2 separate regions of the Homo sapiens genome follow, and region 1 is linked to region 2. A link is an interaction called in ENCODE POLR2A ChIA-PET data of the cell type or tissue named here. Cell type or tissue: K562. All regions are shown on one strand. Links, peaks and the distances in the headings refer to the core of each region. The heading gives the core; the rest is flanking DNA.

Evidence for each region. ChIA-PET counts read pairs that join two places held together with the same protein. Peaks named below come from ENCODE experiments on the same cell type or tissue, not always from the same donor. Only the 100,000 strongest peaks of a DNase experiment are listed, where the experiment ranks them.
Region 1: POLR2A ChIA-PET joins it to region 2 with 5 read pairs; 2 of 35 experiments call an interaction of 5 or more read pairs at or near these places.

Annotation. Positions count from the first base shown.
Region 1 is chr17:4,586,981-4,596,071 of GRCh38, reverse strand. SMTNL2 (smoothelin like 2) reads right to left here. Exons shown (of 8, transcript NM_001114974.2): 2 at 3,624-3,711; 3 at 2,901-3,143; 4 at 2,175-2,250; 5 at 745-927. Among named protein-coding and RNA genes, the nearest start is that of SMTNL2, 7.0 kb to the right of the region's middle. RefSeq lists an enhancer at 2,625-3,196. In K562, for the core only: a CTCF peak has its summit at 861; a DNase peak (open chromatin) is centred at 861; H3K27me3 peaks cover 3,539 bases.
Region 2 is chr17:4,928,961-4,937,293 of GRCh38, reverse strand. GP1BA (glycoprotein Ib platelet subunit alpha) reads right to left here and starts at 5,017. Exons shown (of 2, transcript NM_000173.7): 1 at 4,929-5,017; 2 at 2,271-4,695. The coding sequence starts at 4,689. The coding sequence ends at 2,731. SLC25A11 (solute carrier family 25 member 11) reads left to right here. Exons shown (of 8, transcript NM_003562.5): 8 at 1-164. RefSeq lists an enhancer at 2,752-2,971. In K562, for the core only: a CTCF peak has its summit at 2,829; a DNase peak (open chromatin) is centred at 2,903.

The DNA of each region.
Region 1 (9,091 bases), core at 753-5,752, 340 kb after region 2:
CGTGGGCCACACCCTGCACACAGCAGACATCAATACCACGCTTGGGCCACACCCTGCACACAGCAGGCATCAATACCACGCGTGGGCCACACCCTGCACACAGCAGACATCAATACCACGCTTGGGCCACACCCTGCACACAGCAGACATCAATACCACGCTTGGGCCACACTCTGCACACAGCAGGCATCAATACCATGCACTGACACGAGGACTGGCTGAATATGCAAAGGTGGGCTGGAGCCTGAGGAGCCGTCGCTCGAGACCTAGTAGCAGGCTGGAGGCCACTCGGCCCCGTGGCATCACCTTCGGTCCTTGGGCAAGACCAACCCCATGCTGGGGCTCCCAGCTCTGGCCAGGAATCCCAGTCCCCATCCAGTCCCCGGTCATGCCCAGAAACCAGAGGAGCCACAACCCCTGGGGAATGTGGGTGTGAGGGCAGCCTGGCGGCACCAGAGACAGGACAGGGGGCCTCGGGAATGGAGGAGGAGAGAGGGGCTCTCACCAAGCCTTCCTGGCTCCCTGCCTCACAGCCATCTCCCCCAACAACTGGGGTCCTCTGTCCCCCCAAGCTGCCCTGTGGCCCAGCCCTAACTTTGTGCCTTGCCCAAGAGATCTTGTCCTGGGCAACAGCGCCCTGGGGAACAGGACAGGGCTGAACCTTGCCCTGCTGCACCCACCCAAGCCCCGTCTGGGTCTGGGCACACCGTGGGGCCGGGCCTGTCTGTGAGTGGGCATCCGTACTTGCCGGCCGCCGTTTCCTGCTCCCACTTCTCAAACAATGCTTTCCGGGCCTGCGCCTCCGAGGTGCGGGGCAGCGTCTGCGACCTCACCAGCTCCCTGCGACGCTCCCCCTGCCGATGGACCTGAGTTATGGCTGGCGGCTGCGGGGACACGGGCGACTGGGGTGGTGTCACCAGCGGTGGGCTGAGGAAAGAATCGCCGAGTTGGGACCTGGGCCCAGCAGCCATCACTAGCTCACCAGGCCCCAAGGTCTCCATTGCACTGAGTGTGGACAAGGCAGCCTGCACCGTGATGGGCGCTCAGAGAAGAGGCCCCCTTGCTCCGGTCCCTAGCTGGTTTGACAGGTTTTCTGAATTGTGCTGGCTGGAGGGACTGGCCAATAGGCTCAACTCAGGAGACGCTGGGCCCGATCTGGACATAACCACCCCTTTGCAGGTGTCAATGCCTGGGGAGGACAGAGGGACCCCCTCCTCAGGCAGGAGGTGTGCTCAGAACCAGCCCCGGAGGGACCAGGCCTCCTGCCTCCACCACCATGCGATAAGACCCCCTTTGTTTTCCCCAGAACGGTTTGCCAGAAAGTCACAATTCTCCTTTTATTATTAAAGAAAAAAAAAAAAGCCAAGCCTGCTACCCTACCCCCATCCCCAATCACAGTCCCGCTGGCTGGCTGGGGGGAGGCCTGTGCCACAGGGAAGGACCTGCTCACCTGCCCCTGCTCGCAGCCCGTGGGCAGGAAGTTCCGGGCTCTGAGGGACCCCAGCTGGCTGGGATGGAAGAAGACAAAGCTCCTGTCCTCTCCCTCCTGCCGGCTGAGAGGCCTCCTCCAATATTTTTTTGTTTTTTATTCATTTATTTATTTATTTATTTATTTATTTTTTGTAGATAGAGTCTCACTCTGTTACCTAGGCTGGAGAGCAGTGGCACCATCTTGGCTCACTGCAAACTCCGCTTCCCGAGTTCAAGCGATTCTCCTGCCTCAGCGTCCCAAGTAGCTGGGATTACAGGCACCCACCACCATGCCCAGCTAATTTTTGTATTTTTAGTGGAGACAGCGTTTTGCCATGTTGGCCAGTCTGGTCTCGAACTCTTGACCTCAGGTGATCCACCCACCTCAACCTCCCAAAGTGCTGGGATTACAGGTGTGAGCCACCGCGCCCGGCCACTCCTCCAATCTTTTGACTGACTTGAAGGTCCCACAAAGAAACCAGGCTGTGACCATATTTCTCCAAATGAAACTCTCCACCGAGGCCCACTGCCTCACTCCCCCTGCTCAGACCTTCCCCCCATCCTGCCGCCCAGTGCTCCCGAGATCCAGCCCCGAGCCTTACCAGGAGGCACCAACCCCAGGGCCAACCCTGGGCGGCCTGCGTCCAAAGCAGAGAAGACACCTGGGGCGCAGCGACCCCACAGGAACACAGGCCCTGACTCACCTATTGCTGTGTTTGCTTGCTGTCACTGCCCCATAGCCAGAGCTTGGCACAGACCACGTGAAAGAGGAATTCTTCTCTGTGGAAGAGAGAGGGAGAGAAGTAACAAACCCTGGCCCCAGGGAGGGCCCGCCATAGCCTCCCTTCCTCTGACCCAGCCCTGCCTCATTTACCCGGCATCGCTGCATGGATGAGCTAACCTTCTGGGCTAAGCTGGCCCTGCCTCAGCAGACAGTGGAGGAGAAAGGAGGATGGGCACACACAGCAACAACATCAAAGAGGTCTTTTCAACTGTCCCCGCCCTGCTCTTGAGAGCACAGAGCCCAGGGCCCGTGCCATGTATCCAGTGAACACTGCTCCCAAACCCTCCCTATAGAGGCCCACACGGCTTCCCCCAGGACATACCACGGAGGACTGGCCACAGGCCCAAGTCAGGCCTGGGGCCTTGAGGGAGGGGACAGTGCCCAACGTGCAGGGCAAGAGGCCACCTTCCAACTGTAATAAAAGCCACGGTCGCCCCCACCAGGGGATGACGCTATTTCACAGCATCTCTGGGCAGTAGCCCGGGAGGATGGGCTAAGGGAAGGGGCTGACATGGCAGGCAGAGGCAGGGCTGGGCTTAGCCCCTCGTTTTCCATGTCACCCACCGACTCCCTCTCCCCAGCCCCGGCCTTCCCTCTCCCATCCCAAGGGGAGGTCTGCCCCAAGGCCACGCTCTCCAGCTCATACCGCTAGGACTGGGAGTCCAGGGCGTGATGACCTCGCTGGGGCTTGGGTTGAGGCCCCCCAGGGTGGCAGCAGACATGGGTGATAGAGCCGCAGCTGAGGTCTCCCCAGAGAACCTGTCAGAGACTCGGGTGATGGCCGTGACTGGCTGGTGGGGCAGCCGCAAGGAGAGGCTCACAGGACGAGGCCTGGGGGGATCTGGTGCTGAGAAGTTTTGGGCAATCTCAGGGGGTCCATCGCCTGGACCTGGAACATGTGACCAGCATGGGTGGGTGGTCAGCTGTGGCAGCCACAGGGGCCTGGGACCTCCCAGGAGGGCTCTAGCCTCCCTGGGCCCTCCTCCCACCTCCTCTAGGAAGGCCTCCCTGACTGCTCCAGCCTCTCTGACCTCCCCTACCAGGGATATCTTACTGCTCCAACCAGAATTGATTTTTCCCAACTTCCCCTCATGGCCAGCTTAATAAATACTAGTCGGCTCCTCAGCCTCTATTTGCTTTCCTCTAGAAACAGGAGAGCTCACTACCTCCTGAGATCTCCCAACTTCCCTCTGTGTTTCACAAGTTCTACTGAATGACGCTGCTCTCCTGGCAGCCTCTCTCCCTGCTGGGGTTCAGGATAGAGTCCCCCCGATGCCAGGCCAAGGGCCAGCCTGGCACAGATACCTGACCAAGGCCTTACTTAACCCCCAAACCTACCCAGCCACCCCTCCTCTGCCGTCAGCCCTACCTGCCCCCGGCTGGTGCCCATTTTCCATGATGCAGGAGTTTGAGGTCTTTCTCATCTCCGACTCACTGGCCTCATCGTGATCCAAACTCTACAGAGACACAAATGTCACCGAGACCCCATCAGCTAGGGCCAGCTGCCCACCCCCAAAAGCTGCCCACCCCCAAATCCCCTCCCGTTCTGGCAAAACACCAATCATGTTGAGAGAAAACAGCCCCCAGGAAGAAAGTGACGGGCCAAGTCACACAGCAAAAGCTGGGATGGCCCCACTCCAACTGCTGAGCCCCTGCGATCCTGGGAGGCAAACACCTCCACTGGGCTCCTCCCAGAGTCCCAAAAAGCTGAGGACAGAAGTCAAGATGGAGGGTTCCAATGACATTAGGCCCCCTCACCTTTTCCCCCAGGCTGGACCAGATGATGGGGTCAGGAGTGCCTCGCCCCCTGCCCCTCTCAGCTGGGCCAGGTCGGCATGGCTACCCGTGCAGGGGCAGCAGGAACCAGTGGCACCAGGTCCTTCTGGGCCAACGATGAGCTACGGAGCCCTGATCACGATGAGATCTTTGCATGGGAGGCGGGGACACAAGATTTACCCGGCTATGCAGAGTGCAAGCGCCTGATCAGCTCCGTGCGACTCATCCATCCCAGCTGGGCAGTAGTAGTGGGTGGGGCAGGTGGGGGCAGACAAGACAGCCAAGGCCAAGAGCCAGTGGGGAGCCTGGGATCCAGGCTGTGCTGCCACCCACCCATGTGACCTGGGCCACATCAGTTCCCCTCTGGGTCTGTTTCCCTGTTTGAGAAACGGGAGCAGGCTAGGCAAGTGCCACTCGGCATCTACCAAACATCCAGCCCTTTTTCCGGTGCTATCCTTATAGCAACACCTTCTAAACACCACTTATAGCAACTGTCCTCCCCGGTAGGTGCTGCCAGAGCCATTTCAGAGATGGGGCCCGAGGACTCCCAGAGGGCATGTGCCCTGCCCAAAGTTATACAGCAAAAAACAGCTGGCACGTGTGGCCAGGGGAGAAGTCCTCAACCTTGGTCCTGCCCTCCTCACAGCCAGGGCGTGTGAACGGCTGAGAGTGTCTGTGGGGCTGGTGGGGGCTCCACCACGAGCCCAGGACGAGCGGCTTGAGAGGTCGGCTGTGCCTCTCCCAGATGCCCCCTGGTCTACAAGGTTCCCAGGCAAATGATGTTGCATCCCTGGCCCCAGATGGCTCAGCTCCTCTTGCAACCAGTGCGGGAGGTGCCACCCTGCCATTGGGGAATCAGTCTGGGAGGGGAGCCAGGCTGGTGAACAGAGGGGGCCGTGTCAGGATAAGGATGCCTCACACAGGCTTCATCTGACCCAGTGGGGCAAGGAGGGCTTCTCAGAGGCAGGGGTGCCTGAGCCACATCCAGAGTGAGCCCGGTGGAGGAGCAAGGGAGGGCACTCCCAGCAGAGTGATTAGTGTCTGCTTTTGCAGAGAGACATCAAGGCACAGGTATCCTGATCATGCCCGTCCAGGACGCAGGCAGATGGAGAAGTGCCCTGCCGCCCAAGCTGCCTGCCCTGCCGCCCAAGCTGCTGGCCCTGGGTACTTGACGCCTTAGACAAGAAGGAGCCCAAGGTCCTCGGCTCTGTGTTTCAGGCACACCCTTCAGAAGATGCCAGAGAGTGGAGACCAGATGGCAAGACACTTCACTAGTCCTGGGCAGGAACCTGGGGAGGGGAGATGGGGCACTGGGAGGGCCACGGGCAAGAAGGACTCGGAGCTTTGGGGAAAAGGGATCTGGCTGGGAGACTGGGTGGACATGGAAGAGGAAGGGTGCCAAGCCTCTCCCAAGCCCAGACTTGGTGGGTCAGGGCAGGTTTAGGGGCTAAATGAGGGTTTCAGTTGGGACATGTTGAGGGCCTGGGGCACCTGGAGCATCAGGGAGCTGAGGAGGTAGCTGGATTTTTGAGTCTGGAGTTTAAGAGAAAAGAAGGACGAACATGGAAAAACAGGAGTCAGGGGCATGCACTGGGCTCCTGGAAGCCCAGCAGAGGAAGAGCAGCTTAGGGGCCCTGGGATGAGGCCCCCACATTTCAGGAAGCAACAGAGCAGTCTGCGGAGAATGAGGAGCAGCCAGAGACGTAGGAGGAGCCCCTGAAGAATGGTGAGAAAGCCAAGGCCAGGAAGGAAGGGAGTCAAGAAGCCAGGCACGGGGCCAGGCGCGGTGGCTCACGCCTGTCATCCTAGCACTTTGGGAGGCCGAGGCGGGTGGATCACTTGAGGTCACGAGTTCAAGACCAGCCTGGCCAACGTGGTGAAACCCCATCTCTACTAAAAATACAACAATTAGCCAGGCATGGTGGTGGGTGCCTGTAATCCCAGCTACTCAGGAGGCTGAGGCATGAGAATCGCTTAAACCCAGGAGATGGAGGTTGCAGTGAGCCAAGATTGCACCACTGCACTCCAGCCTGAGCAACAGAGCGAGACTCTGTCTCAAAAAAAAAAAAAAAAAAAAAAAAAAAAAAAAAAAAAAAAAAAAAAGCCAGGTGCGTCCAAAGGCAGCCTGGGGTTGAGGAAAAGGTGAAGAGGAAATCCAACCAGGCATCCATTGGGTTCAGCAAAAGAAGAGGTCATGGGTGATCAGAAGCGTGGGGCGGGGGACAGGGGGTTGGGGGACAGGAGATGGCCTAGCAGAGGGGTCCCAGAGAAATGAAGACAGCGCAGTAACTTTAGCCCTGAGCGAAGCCAGGGGAAAGGGTCTGAGGGGTTTTTCCAGAAGGAAGAGGCAAGACCACATTCATAGGGTGAGAAAGGTGAGGGGAGCATCTGCAGAGCGGGACCACTGGGGAGCTCACAGCAGACAGGACCCAGAGCCTGGGAAGAGCCAGCCTTGGAGAGGAGGCGACCCCTGAGCTCTTGATTCAAGAGTGGGAGGAGGAGAGGCCAGGCCCACTCTCAGAAACGCAAGAAAAGCACAGGGCGTCTCCCAGCACGCAGAGCAGAACGGGTGCCCCTAGAGCCACGCTGCGGCCGTGTAGACCATGTCGGCAGGGGGAGGAGAACCAGCCAGTCCAGCTGGAACCCCGGCCCCCACAGTCACCAGGCTCTGGGGTCTCCGTGCCCCCTCACCCACCCTGCTCTCGTCTGACAGGTTCCACAGGTCCAGGCGGGGCTCTGGGGGGAAAGGCTGAGGGTGAAACCATTTTCCCAGGAAATATGTTTCTCTATAGGTGGGTGGGAGGCCCTCCGCAGATGCCTGTCCCTGCACGTTGCAGCCCCTCAACAACCCCCATGATGCCCCAGGGGACCAGGCGCTACACCAGACTGGGAGTAAGTTCTATCCTGGTTAGATCACTGCTAAGGGTTCTCCGGCAAAGGGAGGAGGGGAAGGGGCTGGGCTAATGCAGGCTGGGGTGTAGGGCTGAGCCCAGACTCCCAAGCTCCCCTGCCCCACGACTAGAAGCATTCGTCACCTGGGGAAAGGGGTCTGCCCGTGCCTTAGGTCAAGGCGCAAGGGGCTATTCTGAGACCATCCTCCAACCCATCATCACACAGATGGGGAAAGCAAGACGTGGGGTGGGGCAGGGGGAACCCCTAAACCCCACACCATGACTAAAGGTAGTGGCAGAGCCAAAGTACGGGACTCGGGTCTCCCACCCCAAACCAGGGCTCTGTCCACAAAGTGCTCTGGCCTTCTAGGGGGCAGAGAGGACAACTCAAGGCAAAGTTGTCTTCCAGGACCTGGGTCAGTATGAGCCCCGGCCCCATGGGATCTGTCTTAGCCAATGAGTGTGAGGAAAAGGCGGGGGACTGGGGTCACCACCCAGTGGGACCTTCACAGAACTCAGAGGTCTTCAACCAAAGGGCTGGGCTGGAACGAGCTGTCCCCGCAGAGTCCCCAGTGGGTTACTGCTCTCCTTTGATGGGGGCAGCCTGTCGCCGTCATGCGGAAGGAAACCAGGGAGGGGCCTCGGTATGCTGGGACCGGGGCAGAAATCGCTGGAGAGCCCTGGGGCTGGGGACAGGTCCTGTTGAGCTGGCCTGGTACCCCCCAAGATTCCCCAGCTCGGCTTTGTTTTGAGAAAGGGGAGGTGCCCCATGAGGGAGCCCAGGCCTGAGGCACTCACGGGAAAGGCGGAAGGGTGATGAGGTAAGTCTGATTTCAGGGACCTTCTTATTGGAAAAGCTTTTAGACATTTTTGTAGGGGAAGGAAGAATATTTCAGGCCTTCTGGGTGCTGCCTGATCTGCACGGGCCCATCCATGGGGACGAGACCCACGCAGGGCCAGAGCCCCATCCTAAGACAGTTCACACTGCTGACCCGGCCCTCCTCCACTCACAACACCGTTTGAAAGGACTTAATTCAAACTTCTCCCTAAAGCATTTAACTCTCTTATCGCACAGTGTGTCTGGGAAAGGAAGGCAGATAAGGCGAGTCTGGCTTCTTTCATGGTCGGGCCTCTGACATGGGGCTCCTGGCAGCTGTTCCTGGGGCCTCCGCTGCCTCGGGCATAGGGACCCAGTGGCTCCAGCTCAGCTGAGGATGACATTTCCAGGCCACAGCTCTGGCCCAACCTGCTGGGGCCTGGGCCTGGCCTCAAGCTGCCACCATCCACCCCCGGCCCCAAGCTGGCTCTCAGCTCCCTGCTCCCAGCCAGACAGGATTACTTGATCAACCCTTCCTGTATTGAGTTCAGGGGACATTTATATATTGGAGACAATCTACCTCCAATCCTTCAGTCCCCAGTTTGAAAGGAACTGGGTCTCTAAATGTCATTGCTTGTTACAGAGGGGTAGTGTGACACCAACCTCTACAATGCCAGGTAGTACAGCCATCCCTGGCTCATGTGGATGGGATGAGATTGTCCCACCCAGACCCCCACTACACAGACACAAAGTCTGAGAGGTCAGACACCCAGCAGCCTGGTGTGGGGCTGTGACTCTATGTCCATGGTCCACACTCCAGTCTCACCCTGAGCCCCGGCTCCTTGAGTGTGACCAAGCTCTTGATCACATCGTGCTGGTCACAGGACACGAGCCAGCACATGGGGATGGCTCCACACAGTCCCTCCTCTCAATGCTGGACACTGGTCTGGAGGCTGTGACAATGCTCCTGAGACGGAGGACAGCAAGAGAGATGGGGATTGGTGCTTCGGGGGTCAGCCCAGCGGCAGCTGCCTCAGGCCCCGGGAGCCAGGGCTCAAGGGGTGCAGAGCCTCTAACCCAACTGGGGACCATAGCCATGTTCCACCCACAGTGCTCAGCTACCCTTGCTGCTCATGCCCCTGGGTGCCTGGGTCTCCATCTTCACTCCCCAACAGGCCGACGCATCTTCACTGACCCCAGCCTCTTCTTCCAGGAGGGCTCCTTCTCTGGTTTGCTGAGAGTGCACTCAGGTCCTCCTCACTCCCTGGCAGTTCCCCGGTCTGGTTTTTAATTCCTTCAGACTCTTTGCTTCTGCCCAGAGAGCTCCCTAATCTCCAGGCTTGCTCACTGTGT
Region 2 (8,333 bases), core at 1-5,000:
CTGGGGGGTGGCTAGGAGAGGGGAGGAGACTGGACAAAGAAGCTGGAGAATAGGAACTGGAGTTTTTAAGAAAAATTGTTAAAGAAAAAGCAGCCGCTGGTTTTTTGCAAATGCTGTATAAATCTGTCATGCCACAGCAGCTGACAGGGCCAGAAAAACTCAAATCCCAGGCCCGGTGTGTTTCCTCCAGCCACTCGCCCAAGAATGCCACCGATGCCCAGATCATCTCACATAATCCCCAGGAAAAGCCCCTCGGTCTGATGACTGCTTCTGCAGCCTAAAGAGGGAGGAAATAAAGAGACTTAGAGAGGAAGTCAGACCACTGTGGGCTGGAGGCAGTGCAGGTGGAAGGCCAGGGCTTAAGTGGGTGGGCACTGGAAGCTTGAGGAAAGGGGAATGCTGGCCAGAGACCTGATCTGGGTCCTTGGCTGGGGAGAGTGAGAACCTTGTCCATTTCTTTAGAAGATGTGTGGTTCCCAGGCCAGCCTTCAAGGAGCCTTAAAACCTCTTGGGGCACAAGAGAGTTTGGGAAGGTCAAACTGAGGAGTGCTTGCCAGGCTAGGGGACAGGCAGGCAGCAGGTGGGAGCTGTCCCTTTGGCAGAGCCTCATCAGCAGAAGAGGTGGAGCTCAGCATCCTGGCGCCCCTGCTGCTGCCTCTGTGTACACTGTCCTGCGCCTTGGTGGCTATTGTGAGATGCCTGAAGCCTAGACCTTGTCCTTAAGGAGTTCCTGGTCCAGAAGACAAGATTATACAGGAGCAGTTGGGAAACTGAGTGTAGCAATAGTGTTGCAGGGTAACTTGGAGCACCTGGCCTCGCCTGGGAGTAGTGACTTGCAGACTGAGTGGTTAGACTGGCTGGGGATGGGGCAAGGATAGCACACCTGGCTGGACTGAGGGCAAAGGCTTAGAGTAAAACACTGTTGGGGAGCAGGTGATCTATAGGCTTGTGATAGTTGGAGCACAGACTGTGAGGTATCTCCCTTGAGATGAAGCTGGACTGTCAGATGGGGTCAGTGCTTGGCACTCCCTGACTGCCAAGCTCAGGAGTTGGTCCTCCACCTGGGGAGAGATTCGGTCAGACTTTCAGGTTTGGGAGATCTTCAGGACCATCTGGAGGGGGATGGGGGTCTCCATAGTCCCATTCTCTGGGCCCCAAGCCTTGGATTGGGCTGGAGACAAGGCAGGAGAGGAAGCCACACCAGTGTGTTTAGAGAATGGCAGGATTTATGAGAAAAGAAATGGGGTTCCATTTGCCTGTGTCCCAGCCTGAGAGCAGGAAACCCAAGACTATTCAGTCACACCAAGATGGTGCATGCTGCAGGGTCCACCCCTTGCTGTCCTGCTGACCTGGGCAGTGAGGAGAGCTGCACTTCTGAGGCTGCAGGTGCAAAGCAGGCACCCACCTTTGCCCCTAGTACTGCAGGCTGCTGCCAGGTAGGTCCCAGCAGTTGTCATTAAACTCCAGGAAGGCAATTTTTGAGCTGGATCTGATGCCTGGGGTGGCCTGGTGGGTGGCCAGCCCTGGAGGAGAGGAGGCACCCCAGGCAGGGGAAGTGTAGGCTGTAACTGGAGGTCTATTGGATAAGTAGTTGTGACCAGGGTAGGGCATTTGGAGCCTTGTGAATTCTCATGACAGGTGCCCCAGCCACTCTTCACCAAAAGAAGCCAAGTTGTTTTGAGACAGGCTCTCACTCTGTCACCCAGGCTGGAGTACAGTGGCACCTTCAGGGCTCACTGCAGCCTCCATCTCCCAGGCTCAGGTGATCCTCCCTCCTCAGCCACCCAGGTACCTGGGACCACAGGTGCATGCCACCACACCTGGCTAATGTTTTGTATTTTTTGTAGAGGTCGGGTTTTGCCATGTTGCCAAGCCTGGGCCAAACTCCTGGGTTCAAGCAACCCACCCGCCTCAGCCTTCCAGAGTGCTGGAATTACAGGCATGAGCCCCTGCACCCGGCCAGAAGTTTTTTTTTTTTTTTTTTTTTTTTAGACGGAGTCTCACTCTGTTACCCAGGCTGGAGTTCAGTGGTACGATCTTGGCTCACGGCAACTTCCGCCTCCCAGGTTCAAGCGATTCTCCTGCCCCACCCTCCCGAGTAGCTGGGGTTATAGGTGTGCACCACCACGCCTGGCTAATTTTTGTATTTTTAGTAGAGACAGGGTTTCACCATGTTTGCCAGGCTGGTCTCGAACTCCCTACCTCTGGTGATCCACCCGCCTCGGCCTCCCAAAGTGCTAGGATTACAGGCATGAGCCATCACTCCCAACCCTAAAATTATTTTTTATTATACAGATAATATACAATAATAGTGGAAAACTAGAAAATGCTAAACAGGGAAAAAGAAAATAAAACCACCCATATTTGTAACATCCAGACACAACGAGTGCTCACATCCTGATAAATCACTTTCCAGATTTTCTTCTGTGCATAGATGCATGTGGGAACCATGCTGTATTCTGCCAAAATGGTTCACCGTGAGATCTGGCAGCGCCCCATGCAGCATCGGGAGCTTTGTCTTGTCCCCCCGCCAAGTCCATGTCATTACCCCTTCTGCTTTGGCTGGGACTGAAATTGTGTGCCTGTGTTGTGAAGACAGGGCTTCTGATACAGAAAAAGGAACTAAGACCCCTCCCTATCACCCTGTGTTCCTTACCCCTCCAACCCCCAACTAGATTCCAATAGGAGAGCCCACAGGCTCTTCTCTCAAGGTCCCCAAACCTCCCACCCTCAGAGGCTGTGGCCAGAGTACCTAATGCTCACTGTGCTCAGCAGGTCCTGACCACGACCCTGACTCAGAGCTGAGGGCCTCCTTCCTGCCACTAGAGGCCCCACACGGCCATTAGGCCGTACCCACAGGAAGAGGCTGGAGCGGAAAGTGGGAAGCGAACCTCGAAGGAAGAGCAGCCAGGCCCGGGGCACTGTCACTTGCCGTCCCCTCTGCAGCTCCAGGTGTGTGGTTTGTGTGGCTGTGGTCAGAGCAGCACCTTGGCCAGAGTCCAGGGCCTGTGGTTTCACATGCCCAACCCAGCTCAGCAGCAGGATGAGGACCACAGAGGCAAAGAGCAGCCAGAAGAGACCCAAGACATAGAAGCCCAGGGGGAGGAGGCAGCAAAAGTCGGGGTGGAGAAAAGGGTCATTTCTGGAGCTCTCCAAATGCCCTTGGAGCACCCCACGGAGCTTTGGTGGCTGATCAAGTTCAGGGATGGTTTTTTTGGTGGATTCTAAGAGTGATACGGGTTTTGTGGTAGTTAAAAATGTGCTTTTTGGAGTGATCAGGCTTGTGGCAGACACCAGGATGGTCGGGCTTGTGGCGATGGTCGGGATTGGGGTGGGCTCCGGGGTGGTCGGGCTGGGGGCGGGCTCTGAGGTGGGCTCTGGGGTGGTCGGGCTGGGGGCGGGCTCTGAGGTGGGCTCCGGGGTGGTCGGGCTGGGGGCGGGCTCTGAGGTGGGCTCTGGGGTGGTCGGGCTTGGAGTGGGCTCCAGGGTGGTCATGTTTGGGGCGGGCTCCGGGACGGGCTCTGAGGTGGTCGGGCTTGGGGTTGGTTCAGTAGTGGATTTTGGAGTTTTGGAGAATGTGATGGATTCCATGTGAAGTGTGAAATTTGGGGTCCATCTAGGTGGGAATGTGGTCTGCTCCTTAGTGGATTCTTGTGTTGGATGCAAGGAGGAGGGCATTTGGCTGTCTAGAGAAGCAGTGGACCATGAGTAGAATAGACCCCAGGGGGTTGTATGGGCTTTGGTGGGGAACTTGACCACAGTCCTTGTGGCACGCACCTTATCGCCCTCAGTGTCCTCTTCTGGGTAGTAATCATATAGGTCTGTGTCACCTTCATCACCAAGGGTGGGGCACCCCTTTCCTGGGTATTTGTAGACGGGAAACTTGTCTGAATTGTCACACTGCACACTGGCCACGTTAGAGGTCATGGCCTTGACGTCCACACCTTGCTTCCATACGTAGACATTTTCAGCATTGTCCTGCAGCCAGCGACGAAAATAGAGGATCTCACAGTTGCATAACCAGGGGTTCCCGTGGAGAAAAGCAAAAGGCAGGAGGTGGGACCCAAAAAAGCCCTTTGGTATTGTATACAGCGAGTTCTCTTGGAGGAGAAGGGTGTCGAGATTCTCCAGCCCATTCAGGAGCCCAGCGGGGAGCTCAGTCAAGTTGTTGTTAGCCAGACTGAGCTTCTCCAGCTTGGGTGTGGGCGTCAGGAGCCCTGGGGGCAGGGTCTTCAGCTCATTGCCTTTCAGGTAGAGCTCTTGGAGTTCGCCAAGACCACGCAGGGCACCAAGAGGCAGCGAGGTCAGCCGGTTGAAGGAGACGTCCAGGACGGTGAGAGCAGGCAGTGTCTGCCCTAGCAAGGGCAGGCTTTGCAGCTGATTGTGGGATAGATCCAGGGTCCCCAGCACTGGCAGCGTCCCATCGACCTGGAGCTTGGTGAGCTCGCACCTATCTAGGTTCAGCTGAGTGAGGCGAGTGTAAGGCATCAGGGTTGCCAGGGAGAAGGTGTACAGGAGGTTCTCACTCAGGTGGAGGATGGTTGTGTCTTTCGGCAGGTCTGGAGGCAGCGCTGTCAGATTCCTCTTGTCACAGTTCACTTCTAGGTGGCTGGCCACTTTGGAGACCTCACAGATGGGGTGGGGGTGTAAGGGGCTTGGCAGCAGGAGCAGCAAGAGGAGGAGAGGCATGAGGACCTGTGGGCAAGGGAGCCTTGAGTGGATCCCCCTGCATCCCCTGGAAGCATCCCCCCAGGCCCCAGCCCCCTTCCCCCTGCAGCTTCGCTTCCAGAAACAGCATCCACACCTCCTGTCCTCCCTACTCCCATCTCCCACCCTTGCCTGCAGAACTTAAAACTACTAGCTCCAGGTCCTTGGCTCTTTCCCCTCCCTCAGACCCCTCTCCTGCCCCAGCACCAACCCCGGCTTACAGGCAGGCAGAAAGACCTCCGAAGGCACAGAGCGTCTTCTAGGGTGCCACTCGACTCCGTCCTTCTCTCTTCTAGCCCCATGGAGGACTAAGCCAGTGGCAAGGAAGGGGATGGGGGTGAGGAGGAAATGCAGGCCTGATAGGGATTCCAGTGACCGGGAATCCCCTGGACACAAGCCCTTATCGCCTCACTCCACGGCTTTCCCCCAGGCCCTCTTTGTGGTTCTCTCTTCCGCTTTCCTTTTACACAGGGGAGATGGGGGTGGACTCCTCCAAACAGCCTTCTGCCATCTTTTAAAAACCTCTCCAGGGCCGGGCGCGTGGCTCATGCCTGTAATCCCAGAACTTTGGGAGGCTGAGGCGGGCGGATCACCTGAAGTCAGGAGTTCGAGACCAGCCTGACCAACACGGGGAAACCCTGTCTCTACTAAAAATACATTAGCCAGGCGTGGTGGCGCATGCCTGTAATCCCAGCTACTCGGGAGGCTGAGGCAGGAGAATCGCTTGAAACCGGGAGGTGGAAAGAGGTTGCGGTGAGCCGAGATCGTGCCATTGTACTCCAGCCTGGGTGACAAGAGCAAAACTCCATCTTAAAAACAAAAAAACCTCTCCAGATGCCCGCTTCTCTTCCTCTTCACAGCTGCATTCTGAGAGTTGCCTACTTTTAATTCTCTCCCACCTTTCTCTCTGCCTTCTCACCCCAGTCTATGCTGATTTCTTTCCCCTGCTACTCCATTGACTCGGTTCTTACCAAGGTCTTTAATGCTCTCCCTCCTCTACATCCATGGGAAACTTCTCCACTGTGATCTTACTTTATTTCGGCAGCCTGCATACCCATGGCCACTCGCCCCTTGGGATTCTCCTTTTGGCCTCTGTGACACATGACCCTGTAATTTTCTTGGTTTTCTTCTTACCTGTTTGGTTGGGCCTTCTCAGTCTCCTTCATAGATTCCCCTTCTTGAACAATTAAACTGCCCCCAGAGTTTGTGCTTAGGCTGTCTTCATTCCCAGCTAATTTTTATATTTTTAGTAGAGACGGGGTTTCACCATGTTGGTCAGCCTGGTCTCGAACTCCTCATCTCAAGTGATCCACCCACATTGGCTTCCCGAAGTGCTGGGATTAGAGGCATGAGCCACCGCGCCCGGCATTCTCTTCTTTTCTTACGCTATGCAACCACCTGAGATTATCCTCATCCATTCCCTTGCCTTCAACCACCACCTACAACCTAATGACTCTCAAATCTATGTCTCTAGTCCAGACCCTTCTCCTGAGACACAAGCACATATGTCCAGCTGCCTTCTGGACATCTCTACTTGGATGTCCCACAGACACCAAAACAATATGTTCAAAGCTGAACTCACCATCTCTCTCCAAATGGCTTCTCCTCCTGTGTTGCTCAGCCTGGTGAGTGGCACCATCATCCACTCATTTACCTAACCATTCAGTCAACACAAACAAAATCCCTAATAGTCATCTCTAACGTCTCCCGTCTTTCATCCCCATCACCAAGTCCTGGTGATTTTATCTCCCGTCTCTCTCAAATCTACTCTCCATCCACACCATCCTGCCAGCATTCCTAGTCCAAGGTTGTTGTTGTTTCTTGTTCATATCCTCCTCCTCCTCTTCTTCTTCCTCCTCTTCCTCCTTTCTTCTTCTTCTTCTTTTTTTTTTTTTTTTTTTTTGAGATGGAGTCTTGCCCTGTCTCCCAGGCTGGAGTGCAATGGCTCCATCTCGGCTCACTGCCACCTCTGCCTCCTGGGTTCAAGCAATTCTCCTGCCTCAGCCTCCTGAGTAGCTGGGATTACAGGCACCCGCCATCATGCCCGGCTAATTTTTCATATCTTTAGTAGAGACGGGGTTTTACCATGTTGTCCAGGCTGGTCTCCTTTGCTCTGTCTCCCAGGCTGGAGTGCAGTGGCGCAATCATGCCTCACTCAAGGACAAACTCCTGGACCCAAGGGATCCTCCTGCTTCAGCCTCCCAAGGAGTTGGGACTACAGGCATGCACCACCACACCTGGCTGATTTAAAAATTTTTTTCTAGAGACAGAAAAACATTTGTTTGTTGCCTAGGCTGGTCTCAAACTCCTGGGCTCAAGCGATCCTCCCACCTCGGCCTCCCAAAGTGCTAGGAGTACAGGCGTGAGCCACCATGCCCTGCCCAGGGCACCATCTTCTCGCTACTGCTTCCCTGCAACAGCCTCCTTGCTGGTCTCCCAACTTCCCAATTCCCTTTCTTCTCTTTATTCTCCACTGGAGTGGTCTTTCAGAACTGCACATTTGCTCATATCCTTCCACTGCTTGAAATCCACCAATGGGCCAGGCACAGTGGCTCACACCTGTAATCCTAGCAGTTTGGGAGGCCGAGGCGGGTGGATCACCTGAGGTCAGGGGTTTGAGACCAGCCTGGCCAACATGGTGAAAACCCATCTCTACTAAATATACAAAAAATTAGCCAGACGTGGTGGCCGGCACCTGTAATCCCAGCTACTAGGGAGGCTGAGGCAGGAGAACAGCTTGAGCCCCAGGGGGCATAGGTTGCAGTGAGCTGAGATCACACCCCCTCACTCCAGCCTGGGCGAAAGAGCGAAATTCTGTCTCTAAATAAATAAATAAATTCACCAATGGCTCCTCATAGATCTCAGGAGAAAGTCTAAAGTTCCCAACATGGCCTGCAGGGTCCTGCAAGGTCTCCCCTTTGCCTGCCTGTCCAGCCCCATCTGTTCCCACTCTGCCCTTACTCTTGATCATTCTCTCCTGTGCCTGAACTTTTTCTTCAACCCTTATCCCCTTCTGCCTAACTTTTACTTATTTGGCAAGTTCCAGCTCAGAATTCCTTCCTCTGGAAAGCCTTTTCTGACTTCCGAAGACCAGGTTAAATGTCTATTACAGAAAGTCAGACACCATGCCCTGCCTGTTGGTCCACTGCCCCTTCTGTGATGAGAATGTGGCCCTGCACTGTTCCCCAGTAGGAGCTCCATGCAGCCGCCTGAGCCTGCCCCTATCTGCTTCCAGCTGGTGACCGGACAAGGGATAGACACTTAAGCCAGATGCAGTTAATCCATAGATTTGCCATTTATATAATTTGCCCGCTGCAAAGGTATTGGAAAATGTGGGGAAGACGAGGTAGTATAGAAAGTGAGGTGGGAGTTTGTCTGGAGAGAAGCCATGAAATTGAATAAGGACCCCGAGCCCAGAGGCTGTTGATTTTTTTTTTTCTTTTTGACCCTCACCCAGGCTGGAGCGCGGCGGCGCCATCTCCGCTCACTGCAACCTGCTCATGCGATCCTCCCGCCTCAGCCTCCCGAGCAGCTGGGATCACAGGTGCACACCACCACGCCGGGCTAATTTTCGTATTTTTAGTAGAGAGGGCATTTCACCATGTTGGCCAGGATGGTCTTGATCT